Regions from separate parts of the Homo sapiens genome. Here regions 2, 3, 4 and 5 are each linked to region 1. The links are chromatin contacts, found by Hi-C in ENCODE. All regions are on one chromosome and are shown on one strand. Each heading gives the region's core, a stretch centred on a gene start or an enhancer-like site at or near the end of the contact. The rest is flanking DNA. Distances are from core to core; before and after follow the strand shown. Region 1 holds the start of KBTBD3 (kelch repeat and BTB domain containing 3). Region 2 holds the start of EXPH5 (exophilin 5). Region 3 holds the start of POGLUT3 (protein O-glucosyltransferase 3). Region 4 holds the start of C11orf65 (chromosome 11 open reading frame 65). Region 5 holds the start of PDGFDDN (PDGFD downstream neighbor).

What was found. Hi-C counts contacts between places; a loop is a spot of excess contacts on that map. Pooled maps may share reads with other maps.
Region 2: a map of CD4-positive, alpha-beta memory T cell shows a loop between it and region 1 (10-fold over the local background). The contact joins the promoter of EXPH5 here to the promoter of KBTBD3 in region 1. A Hi-C loop is called at or near these places in 2 of 168 maps with a recorded cell type or tissue (CD4-positive, alpha-beta memory T cell and naive thymus-derived CD4-positive, alpha-beta T cell) and 9 of 50 pooled maps.
Region 3: a loop to region 1 is called in a map of gastrocnemius medialis, with 11 times the contacts of the local background. The contact joins the promoter of POGLUT3 here to the promoter of KBTBD3 in region 1. A Hi-C loop is called at or near these places in 2 of 168 maps with a recorded cell type or tissue (gastrocnemius medialis and naive thymus-derived CD4-positive, alpha-beta T cell) and 10 of 50 pooled maps.
Region 4: a loop to region 1 is called in a map of ascending aorta, with 9 times the contacts of the local background. The contact joins the promoter of C11orf65 here to the promoter of KBTBD3 in region 1. A Hi-C loop is called at or near these places in 2 of 168 maps with a recorded cell type or tissue (ascending aorta and naive thymus-derived CD4-positive, alpha-beta T cell) and 14 of 50 pooled maps.
Region 5: a loop to region 1 is called in a pooled map, with 6 times the contacts of the local background. The contact joins the promoter of PDGFDDN here to the promoter of KBTBD3 in region 1. A Hi-C loop is called at or near these places in 2 of 37 single-sample maps with no recorded cell type and 5 of 50 pooled maps.

The regions. Positions count from the first base shown.
Region 1 is chr11:106,075,731-106,079,324 of GRCh38, forward strand. It overlaps KBTBD3 (kelch repeat and BTB domain containing 3), which reads right to left and starts at 1,617. Exons shown (of 4, transcript NM_198439.3): 1 at 1,582-1,617; 2 at 777-977. AASDHPPT (aminoadipate-semialdehyde dehydrogenase-phosphopantetheinyl transferase) reads left to right here and starts at 1,932. Exons shown (of 6, transcript NM_015423.3): 1 at 1,932-2,163. The coding sequence starts at 1,981. RefSeq lists enhancers at 1,410-1,529, 1,540-1,649, 1,960-2,199.
Region 2 is chr11:108,592,234-108,595,827 of GRCh38, forward strand. It overlaps EXPH5 (exophilin 5), which reads right to left and starts at 1,535. Exons shown (of 6, transcript NM_015065.3): 1 at 1,185-1,535. The coding sequence starts at 1,303. RefSeq lists silencers at 1,012-1,071, 1,352-1,401, 1,422-1,721.
Region 3 is chr11:108,496,527-108,500,120 of GRCh38, forward strand. It overlaps POGLUT3 (protein O-glucosyltransferase 3), which reads right to left and starts at 1,858. Exons shown (of 8, transcript NM_153705.5): 1 at 1,639-1,858. The coding sequence starts at 1,840. It overlaps LOC112267909 (a long non-coding RNA gene), which reads left to right and starts at 2,535. Exons shown (of 3, transcript XR_007062880.1): 1 at 2,535-3,124. RefSeq lists a silencer at 1,491-2,010.
Region 4 is chr11:108,465,658-108,469,251 of GRCh38, forward strand. It overlaps C11orf65 (chromosome 11 open reading frame 65), which reads right to left and starts at 1,872. Exons shown (of 9, transcript NM_152587.5): 1 at 1,814-1,872. RefSeq lists a silencer at 1-59, enhancers at 1,091-1,943, 1,884-2,028 and a cis regulatory region at 1,956.
Region 5 is chr11:103,905,255-103,908,848 of GRCh38, forward strand. PDGFDDN (PDGFD downstream neighbor) reads right to left here and starts at 1,616. Exons shown (of 4, transcript XR_947960.3): 1 at 1-1,616. It overlaps PDGFD (platelet derived growth factor D), which reads right to left. Exons shown (of 7, transcript NM_025208.5): 7 at 1,935-3,594.

The DNA.
Region 1 (3,594 bases), core at 367-2,866:
AGACTAGGTGAACAGAGACATTCTGTTTGGTATGAGATTTGGGCCTGAATGATACAGAGGAAACAAGGAATGTGATAATGGGAGAAGGGGAGAATATTCTAGATTCTAGACCAAGTACAAATAATCCCTACGTTACTGTCTGTGTATTAGGCTCCATAGATCTAATACACAGAGATCTTGCTCGATGGTAAAATAATGGGATATGAATTCCTGAATTTAAACAAATTCTCTTTCTGAGCTCATTGTCTCCATCAGTAATAACTAGTGCACAGAACATGTGCAATAACGTACACAGAAGTGTTTTGGAAACAGAAACGTAATGTATCAAAGTTATAAAAATCAGTTTAAAACGACAAGAAGGAAAGGTTATATGATTCTTAGTTAAAAATGGAGAAGTGAGTTATGATCATTGCTGATATGGGTATTAGTATCACTTACGTATCTTTACACTGTCTCTTATTGTACTTTTTATGCGTATGATTTATTTGCCTTACCAGATTGTAAGCTCCCTGCAGCTGGTAAGCAGATTTTCAACATGGCAGCTGACACAGGCTTTTGGTTAGCTAAGATGATATATTAAGCCAATAATTCGTTTTACTGTCCTTTGGGGATCTGAATTTGTGTGTGTGTGTGCTCAGAATCCCATCTACTTTCGAGGGATTCGGGGGGCTTATGATATCACGAAAAGTTAATGAAGACAAGTATAGATAAAAACATAATAGAACCCATCTTAAATAGGACAGAAATCATAGGCAGGTAATTGTGTTAATTACTACCGCTGGCCTTTGGCTGATATTTCCGGGCAGTCAGAGGAAGAAGGAAATCGGCTGAATCCCGCAGTACCGCACTTTAATCGACCTCCAGGTAGTCATTTACAGTCATCTGCAGAGACCAACTTTTCCCTGGACCAAAACCTGCAGGGCACTTGGATCGCGTGGGCTTTCATACGAGAGTCAACAACAGCCTACACGGAACAACTAAGGAAACAGACATACATCAATATGACCCTTCGCAAAGTCTGAGAAAATAACTGAGCAAAGTTATTTACTTGTTTCTGTTGCTGTTAGAGCAAGGACCTCTGTCATGATGGAAACACTGATACCTCAACAATGGAATCCTGTTTTCTCGCTAGTGCTCTAGCCCAGGCTTGGCAATAGCAAAACAGCACCTGGGTCGCTTCATCGCCCCAAATAAACAGCCAGCATTAGCTCAGCTGCTCGCTGGCAGCCTCGGATCCAGGCGGGGTCAGTGTTGCGCACTGGGGATAGTGCCTCTGCTCGGCCTTCGGAGGGAGGGTTTCAGGTAGGCTGCTGCTAAGGGTCGGGAGCGTACTGTGTGAGGGTGGGTCTTAGGCTGATGCGGATGGGGGCAGGGAAAGAAGGAACTCAGGGCTGATGCGTTGCACAACTGCAGGGGGCACCACTGCAGACCCCCTCCTAGAGATGGAAACCTCTCGTGCCCCGTACACGAAGCAGCTGAAGCCAAGGACATTCTCTTCTCTGTGGGTCACAGGGGCCAACTCAGACCCTGAGAATAAGGGCTACCATCCCACTCCTCCCTCAGACCCCGGAGCTCACCCACCTGCAACTGCAGTCTCCGAAGTCTCCACCCCAGTCTCCCTGCCTCCAGAGGACTGGTTGCGATTGGCCTGCACCGCTGTCCCGTTAACTCTTCCGCAAGTGTGAGTGGCGTAACTGTCGGGCTCTTGGCCTTGGTCCCGCCCTTCGCTCGCCTCCGAAGCCTCGCCTACTTGACGTCATACAATGCCGCAAAGCGCAGGGCTGATCTCCGTCTCCGCCCCCAGCTGCTTTCTCCGAGAGGAGGTGGCTGAGTCGGGGGCGGGCTGGGAGGGCTGTCGGTGGGCCAGTCTGCGTAGCGACGGCCCGTCCCCTGCGCACGGACGCCGGGAAGAAGGGGGTGGGGCCACGTTTGCGTCCGCGCCATCAGGCCCGAGATAGCGGCGAGGTCCGCTTTCAGTGTATGGTTTTCCCTGCCAAACGGTTCTGCTTGGTGCCATCCATGGAGGGCGTGCGCTGGGCCTTTTCCTGCGGCACTTGGCTGCCGAGCCGAGCCGAATGGCTGCTGGCAGTGCGATCGATTCAGCCCGAGGAGAAGGAGCGCATTGGCCAGTTCGTCTTTGCCCGGGACGCTAAGGCAGCCATGGTACTACAGGTCTTTTTTGGTATTTAGAGCCTAGGAAGCAGATCTTGGGGGAGGCGGGCCGGGCTGTGGAGACCCGACACTCCCGCGCTGGCCGCGACCCTCTCGCTGTGGAGCCTGTGGCCGGCCCGGGCGACAGCAGCCGGCGCTGCGGAGTTGTGGGCGACGCACGGCCTGGTTTCCACGGCCTTTGTAACCGCCTTGGAGGCCGCGATGGCTGTAAACATTATCTCTTTCCCCTTGTTATTTCAAATGGAGACCCTCCTAAACCATGAAATAAGTGTAGGGAAGGCCGACAAAATTGGGTTTTTCTGTAATGAATGTTTTTATGTCTTTATCTTTAAATGTTATTTTTTTTTGTTTGTGTGCGTTCATAGCCTATGCTTATTCTGCCTGTTAAATATCCCATCATTCTCCAAGGACTCCCTGCACGTGGTAGGCCCTAGAAATTATTGACAGTATGATTTAGTTTGTAGCCCTGCGCTCCCCGGGATTGAAGCCAATGAAATTGAAGCCAGAGAGGATACCTTCCTCACTAGATGCCATGGGAAACAGTATTTTACGTAGATTTATTTATTTTAGCTATGTATTTTGAAGCAACAAATGGAAAACTGGATTTCAAAACAAGTAATCTGTACAATATGGTGCAATTTGAAACAACCGTGAATTACCATCATTTAAAAGACAGTCCTTTCTTAAAAATGTCCCATATTGAAACACTTTCTGTTTGAAATGTAGACTAGTTGATAATTTTTAAGGCACATTGGTGAAAATTTTTTACTCATTTGTAAGGAATTGTAAAATAAGCTACATTTAAAAGCCTGCAGTTTTTAAAAGTCAGTGTTAGAATTGAAGAAGAAAAAAACCTGAAAGATATTTTTAAAAATATATACTTTGTCATCTTATATTCTTGTTTTTTTGTGTGTGTGTTTTTAGTAATTATTTAAAAAATAATAATTGGAGGTGGGAGAGAGCAGAACAAGATAGGTCATGCCTTGCTAATTGTTGAAGCTGGGTGATCAATATATGGGATCTAGAAATACATATGCACAGATGTAGGTACAGTAGGGTTGCTCACTGCAGAGTTGTTTTTGACAGCAAGTCTAGAGCCAGCCTAAAATGTCCAATAAAGGGGAAATAATATTATGAAATATGCTACAGTTAAAACTGCATGGACCAGACGTGTGTGTACAGACATAAAATACTTCCCAATACTTATAAATTTAAAGCTTATATGTGGTAGAATACTGCATAAGTATAATCTCATGTTTGTGTTTATATGTAGAGTTAGCAAAAACATGTAAATGCACATATATTTAAATACAGAAAAGACTGACAGGATGCCAGCTGTTAACTTTGGTCACTAGCAAAGGAGAGGGAATTGCTAAGGCGGGCTTTAACTTTTTATCTACTTAAGCATTGCTTAAGTCTTAA
Region 2 (3,594 bases), core at 285-2,784, 2.5 Mb after region 1:
TCAAATATTCCTTCATCCCTCAAAGAGTCATGTTTAGGGGAGAAGGGTGAAGTCAGGGCATTGGGCTTAGTGTATTCTAATTCTTTCTACAAAGACCAACTAGATTTTCCAATTTGAAGAGGGTCCCTGGAGGGTTTCTTTTGTCGGCGGTGGGGGACAGGCAATTCTAGAAAGAATTGGGAACCTGGAACTCGCATTAGCAAGCAGTTGATCATAAAACAAAATGACTTGCTAAATTCCAATCAATGGCACACAGTGTGGTCTGAGAGTGATGTCCTGAATTCCCTTCCACAGTTATCTAGAGAAGGACTTAGATGGATATATTCCAATATTGGCGAGAGAGTCCCTTTAATTCATTCCAGCACTTATCCCACACTTCCCCAGCAGAAAAACTGGTTAATGTACATCCTGGGTAATTATCTGTGTCTCTGGATTTCATTCTTTAGTAACTAATCCCTCACCTACAACAGTGTATAGTAAGGTCAAGGATGAAATTTCTCAGAAACTCGCTCCCCACAGCACCACGCACAAGAAGACCCACCCATTCCAGCCAACCCCGTGTGTCCAAGTCCCATTCGCCCACATAAGCCTCTATTTGACAAATTCCTCGAGCTCCTACCCTTGGGGTGGGGACCTTTCGCCTCCCGTGAGGTGCCGGCTCTCCCGTGCTTCGCTGACTGCCCGCATTGGGTGGGGAGATTCGCCTCTGGTGCCGAGGGAAAACTGCGTTAGGCGAGGGTGGAAGCTCTGTCGGACCCGTGCGAGCACGTGGGTGCGCGCGGGCCGCGGAGTGAGCAGCAGCCAGGATTCCTCTCCAGATCGCGCCCCCGCCGCATTTCATTGCCTGAAACGGCCCACGCCCCGCGATGGCCCAGCAGACACCCGGCACAGCACAGCGTCACTGCGCGGCCCCCGCAGCGCACGGACCCCCCCACCCTGCCCGACCCCAGACCCGCAGCCGAGCCCGTCTGGTATGTGGTGGGTGGAGAGGGTACCAACTAAGCATCCCAAAGTCCTTCAGGGAGCAACTCCGCGCAGTTTTCTCTTCCCGACCCGCAGCCTCCGCAGCAGCCGCTCGGAGCACCCCCGGGCAGGTGCCCCGCGCGAGCTCAGCGCCTTCCCCGCGGATCCCCGGCCCCTGCGGGACCCAGGCCCAGGACAAAAGAAATGAATTTGCTCTGTACCTGATCCTGTCCTTCTCGGCCCTCTGTAACTCCTCATTCCTTTCCAGCACCTGAAGGATCTTCCTGGCCTCTTCGTCATTTAAGAAACTGAAATCAAACGCCGGAGGAACTTTCGTCATTTTCTTTACTGTGTGTGAGTTACACTTAAGCTCCTTGGCGCCTCCTGTTAGGAAGGCATTTTTCAACCTGTACAAGACCAGTTTCACGAACTTGATCCCACAGCCAATAATAAGTCCGCCCCTTTGAAAGTCTAAAACCACAAACCTAGGGAACGCCCACACCTGAAGGGCTCATATTGACAATACCTTAATGACATGTTTCTCTCAACCTGTCCAACCGAGATGCAAAGTGAACGGCTAAAGGGAGAGAGGGAACCAATCCCGTTCCAAGGGGGCGGGCCCTCCCTTGTCCCCTCCCTCGTCCCCTCCCTCGTCTCGTCCCGTCCCTCGTCCCCTCCCTCGTCCCCTCCGGTCACCCTCCCCGCCCCCTATCTGAGTTGTTAAGCAAACAAGCCTACATAATTCTGCCTCTTAAGTGAGGCAAGGCTAAGTGTTGGCGCCAAAGTATTTGCTTTTGCTGTTGCTGTTTGCTCGCAGAACTTGAGCTTGATTAGTAAAGGAGTGAAAAAGGAGATTCATGACTAATCCTCCCTTTCAATAATTAAGAGCCCATAGAAAATAGAATTGCAAGTAGGGTTTGTAACTGGCAAAAGGGTTACTTATCTGAAAGACCAGGAAGAACTAAACTCAATTACACTACTGACTGTGGATGAACCTGGCTGAAGGGCGGAAATTAGTGTATCCTTGGAAACGAATTATTTGCCAAGCCTCTCATCCCACAGACACCCCCACCTCCACTGTCCCACAAAAGTCATTCTTAGACTTTAGAAACAAACAAACAAACAAACAAAACCGTTTATGGTATTTTAGGAGAAGACAGCCCAGAAGCAAAGGACTGTAGAAAACACCTGTTAGAAGTTTTCTGTAAGATTTTATTATCATCTTAATAAACTCAGAGAAGTAATACACATGCCATTTAAAAATACCTAATCCTCTGGTGAAAGCAAATGGTAATCCTATGAAGCCACAGAAATAGCTTTCCTAGAAAGTCAATTGTTCCACAATGCAATGAAGAATAATAGAAACTTATAAAGATATTCACATATATACTTTTTTTTTAATTATCAAGGCTTTTACAGAAAACATGTTTTTATCTTGGCTTCACTTCCTACCCAAAAATAACTCTGTCAGATTGACTTTCCTGCCCCATAGCCTTAATTTGGTCATTTTGAAGATGGTGGTGATGATTACTAACATATAAAATGTACTTCTACATATATCATTTCTTTTCATGGCACATAAACCCAATTAAAATTTTGTATCTGTACAAGAACATGATATCAAAAATTGCCACTTGTGTTTTGTTCTCTGGGCTACCCCATTTGATCATCATTATTTAAAACATGCCTAGGCAGCTAGCCATTCAGATAACTTTCTGTGGGTGTCTGTTATTTGTGTGAACCAGGAACCAATTTTGTTCACCCATGGTGTACACAATACAGAACTCCTTTATAAATAGTGTCTGTATTAATGATCCTGTTTTGGGAGTATGTCTTGTATATGGTGTCCAGTTTTTCTAGTGTGTTCATTTATTCAGCATACACATGGGACTTTTCAATATGGTCACTGGTGGGATTTTACACTGTTTCCAGTATATCAGTGAACTGATTTCAACCAACGTATCCTGGTGCCTATTACATGAAGGCATCACACACTGTGAACAACACAGTCCTTGTCTTTAGAAAGTTTGTAATCCAGTGGGAGAGATACACAAATAGAAAGATGACTATGTAAAAAAGAACATAATAGAGGAATAAAGAAAATTCCATGAGCACACAGAAAAGTTAGTGCCAACTGAGTGGATGGAGAGAGGATACGGTATTTAGGTTGCTGCATGAAGAGTCAGATTTCAAGAGGAAGAAATAGGGGGTGGTGGGAGGAGATGTGTGAGTCTATTCTAGGCAAGGGGATCAGCGTGCTGAATAGCAGAAGTACAGTCTAGGAATCTTCTCATATTCCCTCAACCTCTTTAATGGCCAGACTGAACAAAAGCTTGGAAGCTAGAAAACACTGGAGCATGTTCATGGATTGTTAAGTGATCTGTTTTGGCAGAGCATGTAGTCTCCACAGGGGTAAAATCTTCCTCTTTTTATGTAGAAAGCACAAATCTACACATGATACACAGATACACAGTATATCTGAAGTATTAACATTGCACAAGGGAGGTGATTGTGAAAAAAGTTCTAAAAAGGTGCATTGTGGGGACAGTAGTGAGAAAGAGGTTTAGAAACACTGGGCTAGTGCTCAGAGCACAGTGAGCTGAAAGGTAGGCTGAGCTCTGACTATGAATG
Region 3 (3,594 bases), core at 608-3,107, 2.4 Mb after region 1:
GGCCCTTTAAAGAAAAAGTTTGTGAAACCCTGATATACACACATGCGTTTCTGTCAATAGAGTCGGAATTATTTTACCTAAATGCATATCATGCATATGAAACCAGTTGTCTGAGTATTTAGGGTCTAACTGGTAGACACGTTATCAAAGCAATGCCCAAAGACAACTTCAGGAGTGGTGTTCTGAATCAAATGTAGAAAACAAGCCACTGAGGTAGTTAAGGGAGAGGCAGATTCTTGCCTCAGCTCAAATTTCTCCAGTGGCTCTCTTTTATCTAGTTATAAAGTCATTTGCTTGGCATTCAAGGCGCTTGAAGACCAGAGGCTACAATCAACCAGGCTTTTCCGCTCAGTATCATTAAATTACAGTACTTATTTTCCCGAACACCACGGTCTCCTACGCCTCTGTGCTTCTGCACATGCCATGGCGTCCTTCTATATGCCTGCCCAGCAAACCTTCTCATCCTTCAAGTCTCTGCTCCTGAAATCTTCCTGGATTTCTCCAGTCTCTGGCAGTGCTTCAATGTTGCCACTGCACTCTGTACATACCTTCAATTATCTTGTACAGTGATCAGTTATTTGCATGTCTTTGACCAACAGACTGTAAGTTCCTTGATGGTCAGGCATTGTCTTTTCATCCTTAGATTCCCAGCAGAATTACCAAACACAGAAGTAGACATCAAAGAAGTATTTCTTGAATGAATGAAATTTTAAAAATCATTAAATCTAAAAGTGAATTATGTTTGGTTCCTAAATTCTCTGCTTTGCCCAGCTGTCAAGACCCCCTTACCCCTTTCCCAAGTTGGGACACACTTCTGGCAGCTATGTTCCCAGCTGGACTAGCAGGGGCAGAGGCACTGGTTTATTCTAATTGTCTCTTCGCTGATACAACAAGGTGCTAGTTGGCCAGAGCCCCAAATTATACATTAGCAAATCCTGACTGACAACAGCGTGAAACCAGCAGGACAAGTTTTAAGAAGTTGCAAAGGTTAAGACGTGAAGGACAACGTGGGAGGAGGACCGGGCAGAAAGGGATTCAGGACGAGATCCATCTCACCCTCCGTGGAGGGAAAACCGAATGATTTCTACTGAGTTTCCCTAGTTCCTGTAATCTGCTTTCAAAAACTCAGAACTAAAAAGGAAACAAAAAACTAACACGTAAACCCCTCCTCCTTCCTACGGCTCTGACATTTCCTCTGCGTAGGATTTCGTTGCTCCAAACCCACCAGGCCTAAGCCATGTAATCCGACGCGATCCGTCGGCTTGATGACTCACCACTGGAAAGCGCTCCCTGCAATCCCTCACAGTTCAGACAACTAAGTCCGAGATGGAAGGCAACGTGTGACTCACGGCACACTCCTTGTAACGCCCGGGCGCCGTCCATTCGCAACATCAGTCCCTGCACATTAAATGCGGAAGGGCCCTTCAAGTTCATTCATTCATTCATTCCACAAACTTTCGTGGTGATTTTTGCCCGCTTTGAGTATGGGCGGGAGGAGGGAAGAGGAGCTGACCAGACCCAAAAAGGGGCGACACACGCCGGGGAGGGACGCCACGCAGGCCGCGGGCGGACTCCCGGGCGGCGGGGACGCGCGGGGACCCGGCCGCGGGACGAGGGAGGCCGGCGGCTGGACACTACCTGCGGGAGAGCGAGTGAGGTTCTGGCCCTCCGAGTTGACCGCCTGCAGGTAGAAATAGCGGACCGGCAGGACGACGGCCGCCTGCAGCCCGGGCCCCCACACCAGGCTCCGCGGCGCGCTGACCAGCACCTCCGGGGCCCCCGCGGCCACCAGCAGGGCGAGGCGCAGCTGCAGCAGCAGGGCCCGCGGGAGGCGGCGCATGGTCGGCGGGGCACAACTGCGGTCCAGCTCCGCGGCGGCGAGGAGGGGCCGGCAGCGCCGCGGACCGGGCGGGGACTGGGGCCCACCGCGGGGCGGGTCTTTCGGGCGGGAAAGATTGCGGCGCAGGCTCCCTTTCCCGCCCGCTGTCCCGCCTCGTCTCCCTCGGGCGGGAACGCGAGCCAGTGCCGCAATCACCCACTGCGCGCCCTGTAGGGGTCGACGATGGGTGCGCCCCTTCCTCCCCGCAGCCCCATAGGCCCCGTGGAGGAAAGGGGTGGAGAGGCCCGCCCAGAGACCGAGGCTGCGAGTGTGCGCTGGCTGTTGATTGCCAAGGCTTCAGGCACGCCTGGCCTCCACTTCCAGTGGTCTTTCCCTTTCTTTTTCTTCCTTCCTTTCCTTCTTTCTTCTCTTTTCTTTCTCTGTTTTTATACAGACAAGGGGGCTGGCTCTGTCGCCTAGGCTGGAGTGCAATGGCGCGACCACAGCTCACTGCAGCCTGGAACTCGTGGGCTCAGGAGATCCTCCCGCCTCAGCCTCCCGAGTAGCTGGGACTGACTGTAGGCACACGACACCACGCTGGCTAATTTAATTTATTATTATTATTATTATTATTATTATTATTATTATTATTACTATTACTATTTGTAGAGACGGGGTCTCCCTATGTTGCCCAAGGTGGTCTTGAACTCCTGGTTTCAAGCAATCCGCCCGCCTCGGCTTCCCAAAGTGCCGGGATTACAGGCATGAGCCACCGGGTCCGCCGCTCAGGTGTTTTTAAAGGACGTAGACCCGGTGGTGATTGTTGTGGGACGATGAAAGGGTCCGGCCCCAAGATCGATGTAGTTTAGGGAAATATCTTTTCCCAAGGAATGTCTCCGAGTTTACAAGATGAGCGCCAAGGTCACGCCCCCCGCCCTCCCTCACAGCCCTCTGTTCACAGCAGCACCGTTCTCTTGTGGCCGGTTTTGTTGCTTTTCTGCTTAGCAGCCTCCCTCACAGAACCGTGATCCCCCCACCCCACACATCCCTTTCCCCGCTTCCTCCCGCACTCCTCTTCTTCCAGCAGGTGTTTACAGAACATCCACGGAGTTTGGGCCAAGCCCAGAGTGAGGAGCTGGGCACTGGGGTGGCAGAAGACCAGGCCTTGCCTTGAGCCCTTGTGCGAGCTTTACCTCAAAGCCTCTGTAATCGAAGTGGGAGAAGGGGTGGTGGTGCGTGGTTGGTCTCAGCCACCTCCACCACTCCTCAGAAGATGAACGCTGGATCCAGGAAGAGATTGTCAAGGTTACTATCTGCCTCTCTTTTTTGATCATTTTATCCAATTTGTTAATGGATACAAATTTGTTAATGGATTGTTAATAGATCTGAATTTATTTAAAGCCAATAAAGATTCTCCTCTGGCTGAATGATCCAGAAGGAACTCACACCCCAGAATGGACACAGGATTTCTGCACCCTCTTGGGGGAACTTAATGCCCAAAACATCAGAGCCAGGCACTGGACAAGCCTTTGTCCGCCTCACGGCTTTAACCGTGCTACTCAGCATTCTTGCTGTGACCAAGTTTTACCAGGGCAAAATCTTTCCCACATTTTCACACTTCTCTTGACCTATTTTAGTAATGCTAAGCAGTGGTTATGGACAGTATTCTTTGTACTTTGGAAAGGTTTCAGGAACTGGTAGTCAGTTGCCGGTAAATTTTAGGGCTAAAGTGTAACATTACTTGGTATTACTTTCACTGATAAATTTTATTTTGT
Region 4 (3,594 bases), core at 622-3,121, 2.4 Mb after region 1:
GCTAGAGAGTGAGAATGGATTAAAGGTTTTTTTTTAAAAAAAAAAGGCTGGGCGCGGTGGCTCACGCCTGTAATCCCAGCACTTTGGGAGGCCAAGGTGGGCGGATCATCTGAGGTTGGGAGTTTGAGACCAGCCTGACCAAAATGGAGAAATCCCGTCTCTACTAAAAATACAAAATTAGCTGGGTGTGGTGGCGCATGCCTGTAATCCCAGCTACTCAGGAAGGCTGAGGCAGGAGAATTGCTTGAACCTGGCAGGCGGAGGTTGCGGTGAGTCGAGATCATGCCACTACTCCAGCCTGGGCAACAAGAGTGAAACTCGGTCTAAAAAAAAAAAAAAACAACAACAACAACAAAAAACGACAGATTCTAAAGCATGTTAAAATGTACCATCCAGTAGTGAGGGAGAAATTAAAGTGACGGAGAACTTAAAGGGGCAAAAAAAGGGATAAGTTAAATGGTAAAACCTTTGAGTAGGTGTAAGAGGACACCATCTGGAGCAGAAAGGAGGGTGGGACCGTTGCTGGCTTTAGATAAGAAATAAGATCGACTTTATATGGTTATTATGATGCTCCAGATAAAATAACCATTGTGAAAACCCTTCATAAGTTTTAAGATACTAAAATGTACTACCAGGCCGGGTCTGGTGGCTCAGGCCTGTAATCCTAACATTTTGGGAGGCCAAGGTGGGCAGATCACCTTAAGTCAGGGGTTTGAGACCAGCCTGGCCAATATGGTGAAACCCTGTCTCTAGTAAAAATACAAAAATAAACTGGGTGTGGTGGCGCACACTTGCAGTCACAGCTACTCGGAAGGCTGAGGCAGGAGAATAACTTGAACCCAGGAGGCAGAGGTTGCAGTGAACTGAGATCACGCCACTGCACTCAGCCTGGGCAACACAGCGAGATGCCTTCTCAAAAACAAACAACAACAAAAAACTAACCAAATAAAATGTACTATCAAACAACTGCTCAGGCAATGAAGTATTTTACTACACCCATGTGCCACTTGTAGATTCACAGATAAGTATTTTCCAAGCTTATTATATCCCTAATCAATAAAATTTTTTATCATAATAGATGATGTTTTCACTTATTTATTTTTACGCTTCGTGGAAAAAAGCCCACAAGACGTGTTTGGATTCTTGGTTTCACTTTTAAAGCAGCAAACAATCTTTACTTTGCTTGAATTGGAACCTGTATACGTCCTATTTTGTTTCCTCTACTAAATTTATTGAATAAACAAATGATTCGCGTGGCCTTTATAAGTTTCGTAATTTCGCTTTTCCTTTTTACCTGTGGTCCTTGATGCTAGGGGCAGGAGAAGAAAAACTAACCTATTCTTTAAAAACGCGTTTCCCTTTTCCATCTCTAAAAAAACTGAAAAGACGTAAAACAAATGGGAGGGGGCAAAGGAAAGAAATGAGGAAAAATCTAAGGAAGATTAATGTGTACTTCCCGGTCAGCGGGAAGGTGGACGGAGTAATATCTTTGCGGAGGATTGGGGTGTGGGGATCTGTGAAGGCGCAGTATGAGCAGTAAGGACTTGTCAACCAGCCCGACGCAACTTCACCGAGGGCGAGGAAAGGAGCTCTGAGGAAGGGGTTACTCCCGGGCAGGACTGTAAACCAGCTGGAGGCCTCGCTGGGAGGGCTTTAGAGGAATGAAACGTCCTTAAGAGGGGCGGATGGGGAATGGTATCAAGGGTATGGGTTCTTTAGGGCCTTGAAACAACGAAGGCTCAAACCAGTGGGCACAAAGGCTACCGGAACAGTAGTACGCGCTGAGAGAAGGGACACTATTCCCTTCACCTACCAATCGCTGCTGGCCCGGGCGCCGCTGGACTCCTAGGTAACGTCGCAGGCGGAAATGACGTAACTCAATCCGTTCTGTCCCGCCCCATTGCCCTCCTAGCCCCGCCTTCTAGGCCCCGCCTTTCCTCTATTCGCGCTCTGACAAAGTGCAGGGGATATAGACCAACCGCTTGTGAAGGCTGCTGGTTCTGTTAGAAGCCCGCTTTCGATTGTCAGTGGCTTTGAGGCAAAGGATTTTGGAAGGGAAAGCAAAGTGATTGTCTACGAAGTTGGGCTTAGTATATAATAAAGCCCAGTCATTTCAACCAAGAACCTTAAAGATGTTGAGAAATATAATGAAATATTTTCTATTAATTTTTGTAAAATTTTTCTTGAGATAGGGTCTCAATCTGTGGCCGAGGCTGGAGTGCAGTGGCGCGATCTCGGCTCACTGCAGCCTGGAACTCCCCTGGCTCAGGTGATTCTCCCACGTCAGCCTCCCGAGTAGCTGGGACCGTAGGAGTGCACCACCACGCCAGGCTCATTTTTCTATTTTTATTAATAGTGGCGACAGGGTTTCTCCATGTTGTCCAGGCTGGTCTTGAACTCCTGGGCTCCAGCGATCCCCCCCTACCCCATCTCCCGCCTTGGCCTCCCAAAGTGCTAGGATTACAGGCGTGAACCACCGCGCCCGGCCTATTTAATTAGTTTAATTTATTCATTTGAAAATGAGACAACTGATCCTTCTAGCTATTTGACAGGTCTTGCTCAAGGTCAAAGAATACGTGACTTGCAGTCCAATGTTATTTCTAAATGTAAGCTCTTCAGCTGGTTAAGCTAAACTGCTTTAAGTGAAAACAGACGACCTCTTGAATGAGTTTTCAAATGACCTTAAATAATGCAAGCACTGCTTATCTAAAGCAAGTCTGACTTGCTTGAATTCTGAGTCTGACACTTTGGCAGTGCTTTAGTTGGTCACAGATTATTGCAATGTGAAAAAATCTTGTTCAGAACTGCCCAGTTTTGCTATGTTCGTCCTATGTTCATGCATGGAATATAATTTGTTTGTAAGGAAGATAAACTTTTAAGGAGGGAAAAGAAACACCTGAAGAGAAATTTCCCTGTATAATGAAAACATTTGTACAGAAAAAATTCTTGGTAGGTTAATTCAGTGACTCACTGAACTTCCAGAGTTCTTTAAAATCATCACAATCATAAGCAAGGGGTGAGCTTCAGTTCCTCTTTATGTAGTTGCCTTGATGCATTAATACACAGTAGTTATGAACAATAAACTGTAAAAATATAGTCATGGAAACATTATGTATATCTTAATTTTCAATCTAATAGAAACTGGGTTAAAAAATTTAAATTCAGGCCAGGTGTGGTGGCTCACACCTGTAATCCCAGCACTTTGGGAGGCTGAGGTGGGCGGATCACTTGAGGTCAGGAGTTCAAGACCAGCCTGGACAACATGGTGAAACCCCCTCTCTACTAAAAATACAAAAATTAGCCCAGCCTCCCAAGTAGCTGGGACTACAGGCGCCCTCCATGATACCCGGCTAATTTTTTGTATGTTTAGTAGAGACGGGGTTTTACTGTGTTAGCCAGGATGGTCTCAATCTCCTGGTGGCGCGCTGCCTGTAGTCCCAGCTACTCAGGAAGCTGAGGCAGGAGAATTGATAGAACCCGGGAGGCAGAGGTTGGTTGCAGTGAGCCGAGATAGCGCCATTGCACTTCAGCCTGGCAACACAGCAAGATTCCCTCTAAAAAAAAAAAAAAATTAAATTCAAAATTACACAACAA
Region 5 (3,594 bases), core at 366-2,865, 2.2 Mb before region 1:
AGACCTTAGTTCTTAAAAGGGAACTTGTATTGTAGGTATTATTTAAAATGTAAATTGAATCCAAGAATGATTTTAACATTTGGTTTCTGGTCACTAAACCTGGCAATAAGTATAAACAGTTTAAAATAATCACAAAGTCAAATGATTTTGCTAGAAAATGAAGATTTCTTGGTCCACAGCTTGTTGCACTGAGTATATTAACCTATGTTAAGAAGTTAGCTCCACTCTCTTTTAATGTAGTCTGCTAAATAATTTTTAGACATCTCTATAGAAATGAAATTTATTCAAAAAAAGGACACAAATTAGTTTGCAAAATTCAGAAATATAACTGGAAAAGCAAGCATAAAGTCTTACATTAAGTGGTTAGTTGCTTATCCCTTGTTGATGCCTATTTTATTTGAGAGATATCCCAGTTGTGCTATGCTAAGTTTTGAAGGTCTGTGTAGTCTTTAACTTGATCTTTAAAAACAACAGAATTTGAGTGAATGTCAATAAAACCAGTGAATTATAAATATTCTGTCTTCTAGCATGTTTGACTAGGGCTGCCAATAAACAAAATTATATTTCCTAGGACTTCAGGCATGAATACTAATCTATTGAATTTTAATTTAATATTCTATGAGGAACCTAGGAGAGTATCAACAATTTAGACATCTGTTGAGTTATTCTCAGAATAAAACTGGACATGTGAACATTTCAGGAAATGAAATAAAATTCTTAATGTCTTTGTATTAAAATGCAACATATATACATACATATATACACATATATTCACATATATATACATATATATATTACTATTATGACTTTTTACCTAAAAACCCCAGTTACTTGAATTAGCTATTAGGCACAGAATTATTCGACCCTGTCCCCATCCCTCTCCCATGCTCACACACTAGCTAGTATTTCTGATGGTAAAATTAATTCTTGCCACAGAATACAGGTCTTTACTCCCATTCCCCAAATGACCTAAAACCACTAAAATGGCAGAGTTTCATTCAACACTGCAGCTGCTATTTTGTCTCCAGCAGGATGATATAAAGATTAGGCTATAATCAAAAGCAAAAATTCTTGCATGTGCATTGCAGCTAGAAGAGCTCTCTTTATGCTATGTGCCTCTTCACAAATTACAAAGCAAATGATATAGGAGTGTAGCTCCTAAACTGGTCTGTCTGAACTGATAACACTGAATCACTAGTTGGCTGGGGTGTCCACCCAGATGGGAAAAGGAGGTGGATAAAAGGGAAATGAGGTTGTAATGTTGTTGACTTCAGGCCTCAAGGAAGAGACAGCTGTGGATTTTCTTAGGTGAGGAACAATGTCAGAGGAGAACATAATTCATTATAAGACTCATGGGGAAACAGTCAAATGAAGAAGCAACAAAGCAGCAACAAAACCAAACCCAAGTCTTGCCCCACTGTGCAGCTGCAGGACAAAGACAGAACAGAAGCCTGTAATTGGGGAACAAAGTGTTGTTCTTTCGGGCATTATAAAATGAAGCCTTCAGAAATCACTCAATCTTGTCATTCCAAACAGTTTGATGCATTTGTGAAAAAAAGTTTTCCTTTTTTTTTTTTTTGAAAGGAGTCTTGTTCTGCAGCCCAGGCTGGAGTGCAGTGGCGTGATCTCGGCTTACTGCAACCTCTGCCTCCCGGTTCAAGTGATTCTCCTGCCTCAATCTCCTGAGTAGCTGGGACTAAAGGCGCCCACCACCACACCTGGCTCATTTTTGTATTTTTAGTAGAGACAGGGTTTCGCCATGTTGACCAGGATGGTCTCGATCTCCGTGTGATCCACCCCCTCGGCCTCCCCAAGTGCTAGGATTACAGGCTTGAGCCCCCGCGTCCAGCTGGAAGTTTTCTTTTCTTTTTTTTTTTCTTTTTTAGCAGTGTACACCTTTTAAAACTGCAATTGAGTACTAAATAATGGAGTAGTTTTGTTCAAAAGCAATATTTATTTTTCATGAAGATAAGAGGCATATTACATTCGCTATAGAAAATGCTATGAGAGGAAAAAGCTGCATGTTACCGATATGACAAAAAACATAAAAAACTCTACTTATGAAAGTGTTTTGCCCTATAAGAACATATTCAATAAAAGGCATTATTCCAGGTGAATGAGCCATGCGGAAATGTGGATTTATTAGGGTTTGTTTTGAAATGTAATTTGTACGGCCAGCTTTTTATTCCTTTGATGGCTATCAAATAGATTTATTGGCTACATGTTAGAAGTGCAAAAGATAACAGGTAACCAAGGGAGAAGTTTTAATAAAACTCTCAGGAAAGGCAAAGAAAAGTGAGTGAATATGCCTGCTTACATTTCAGCTAATAAATAAAAAGTGCAGATAGGGCTTTAACTGAAAACCTTGCTGGTTATTGCAGCCTGGAAGGTTTATTGAAAACTGGGTAGAACACTCTCATTTTTTATATTTACAGCTACATTGTGAGCTGTTCAGGTTAGAGTGATGTAACGTTCATTTTGACTTTGGTACAGGAAACTGATGTTTTCACAGGAAACTTGCAAAGCAGTTATGAAGAGGAAGAGCGTTCTTAATTATTAGTGTCTGCCTGAGCTATTTCTGATTGTGTTCTGGGATTTTAGAGAATTGAACAATAGAGTATTTAATTTTACCACTCCCCTCTTGAGTAAAAACATCAGACACTTTTAGGAAAGTTTTAGAAGGTACATCTTCAATAAGCAGAGATCTTTCATCTCAAATAACTGGGAAGAATTGCACTGCTTAAGAATAGTTGAACTTGGACCTGAGAGCACCATACTTAGAAATCTAAGTATATTTAGGTCACTCATCTAACACTGGGACTTTACCAGCCCTGTCACCCAAACTGGTTGTAGTTAGTAGGACCACAAAGTCACTGAAGAAATCTGCTTTCCTTTTAACTTTCAAGGCAATAAGAAAAATGTAGTTCTCTGTTAGCAGTCCCTGAGCTATCTGAATTTCGGTGTTTCTCTCTTAAGCCTCTTGCTTTGGAGGATGATGAATCATTTCCTACTCCTGGAGTTAGTCTCCTTTAAAACAGACACAAAGGAGGCAGAGAGAAAAAATTACTCTAAATACCATTAACCAATGTAAAACAGTTTTCTATTAAACAGTAGGACAGCAGGGCCAAACTTGTGTTACCACAATTGACAACTGGCTTCTTAAAGCAAGCTCCATAGATTAAGAACCATAGCCTCTAGGACTGATTTTACTTGGTTCAGAAACAGGAAATCAGAACAGTGAGCAAGTATACGATTAGAAATTTACATTAATAAAATGTGATTTTTTTGATACACAAAAGCTTTTAGGTTGTAAATAATCTATGATGGCCTGCCAAATATAAAATGCCATTATAAATCCATGTCTATATTTCAAAAAGACGGGAACACAAAAGCAAGATACATTAAATTAATTGGTGTAGTTTGGAGAGTTCGAATCCATTATTAGATATGGATCCTATCAAATATCCCACCTAATTTCCAGTTACGTCGATGTTTCAATGTTCACTTTTTAAGTTCTCAACTACCCACATCTTTCACTGAACACCATCTGGAAAGGTTCATACAGAATGCCCATGCCATTCTTGAAAGGATTTG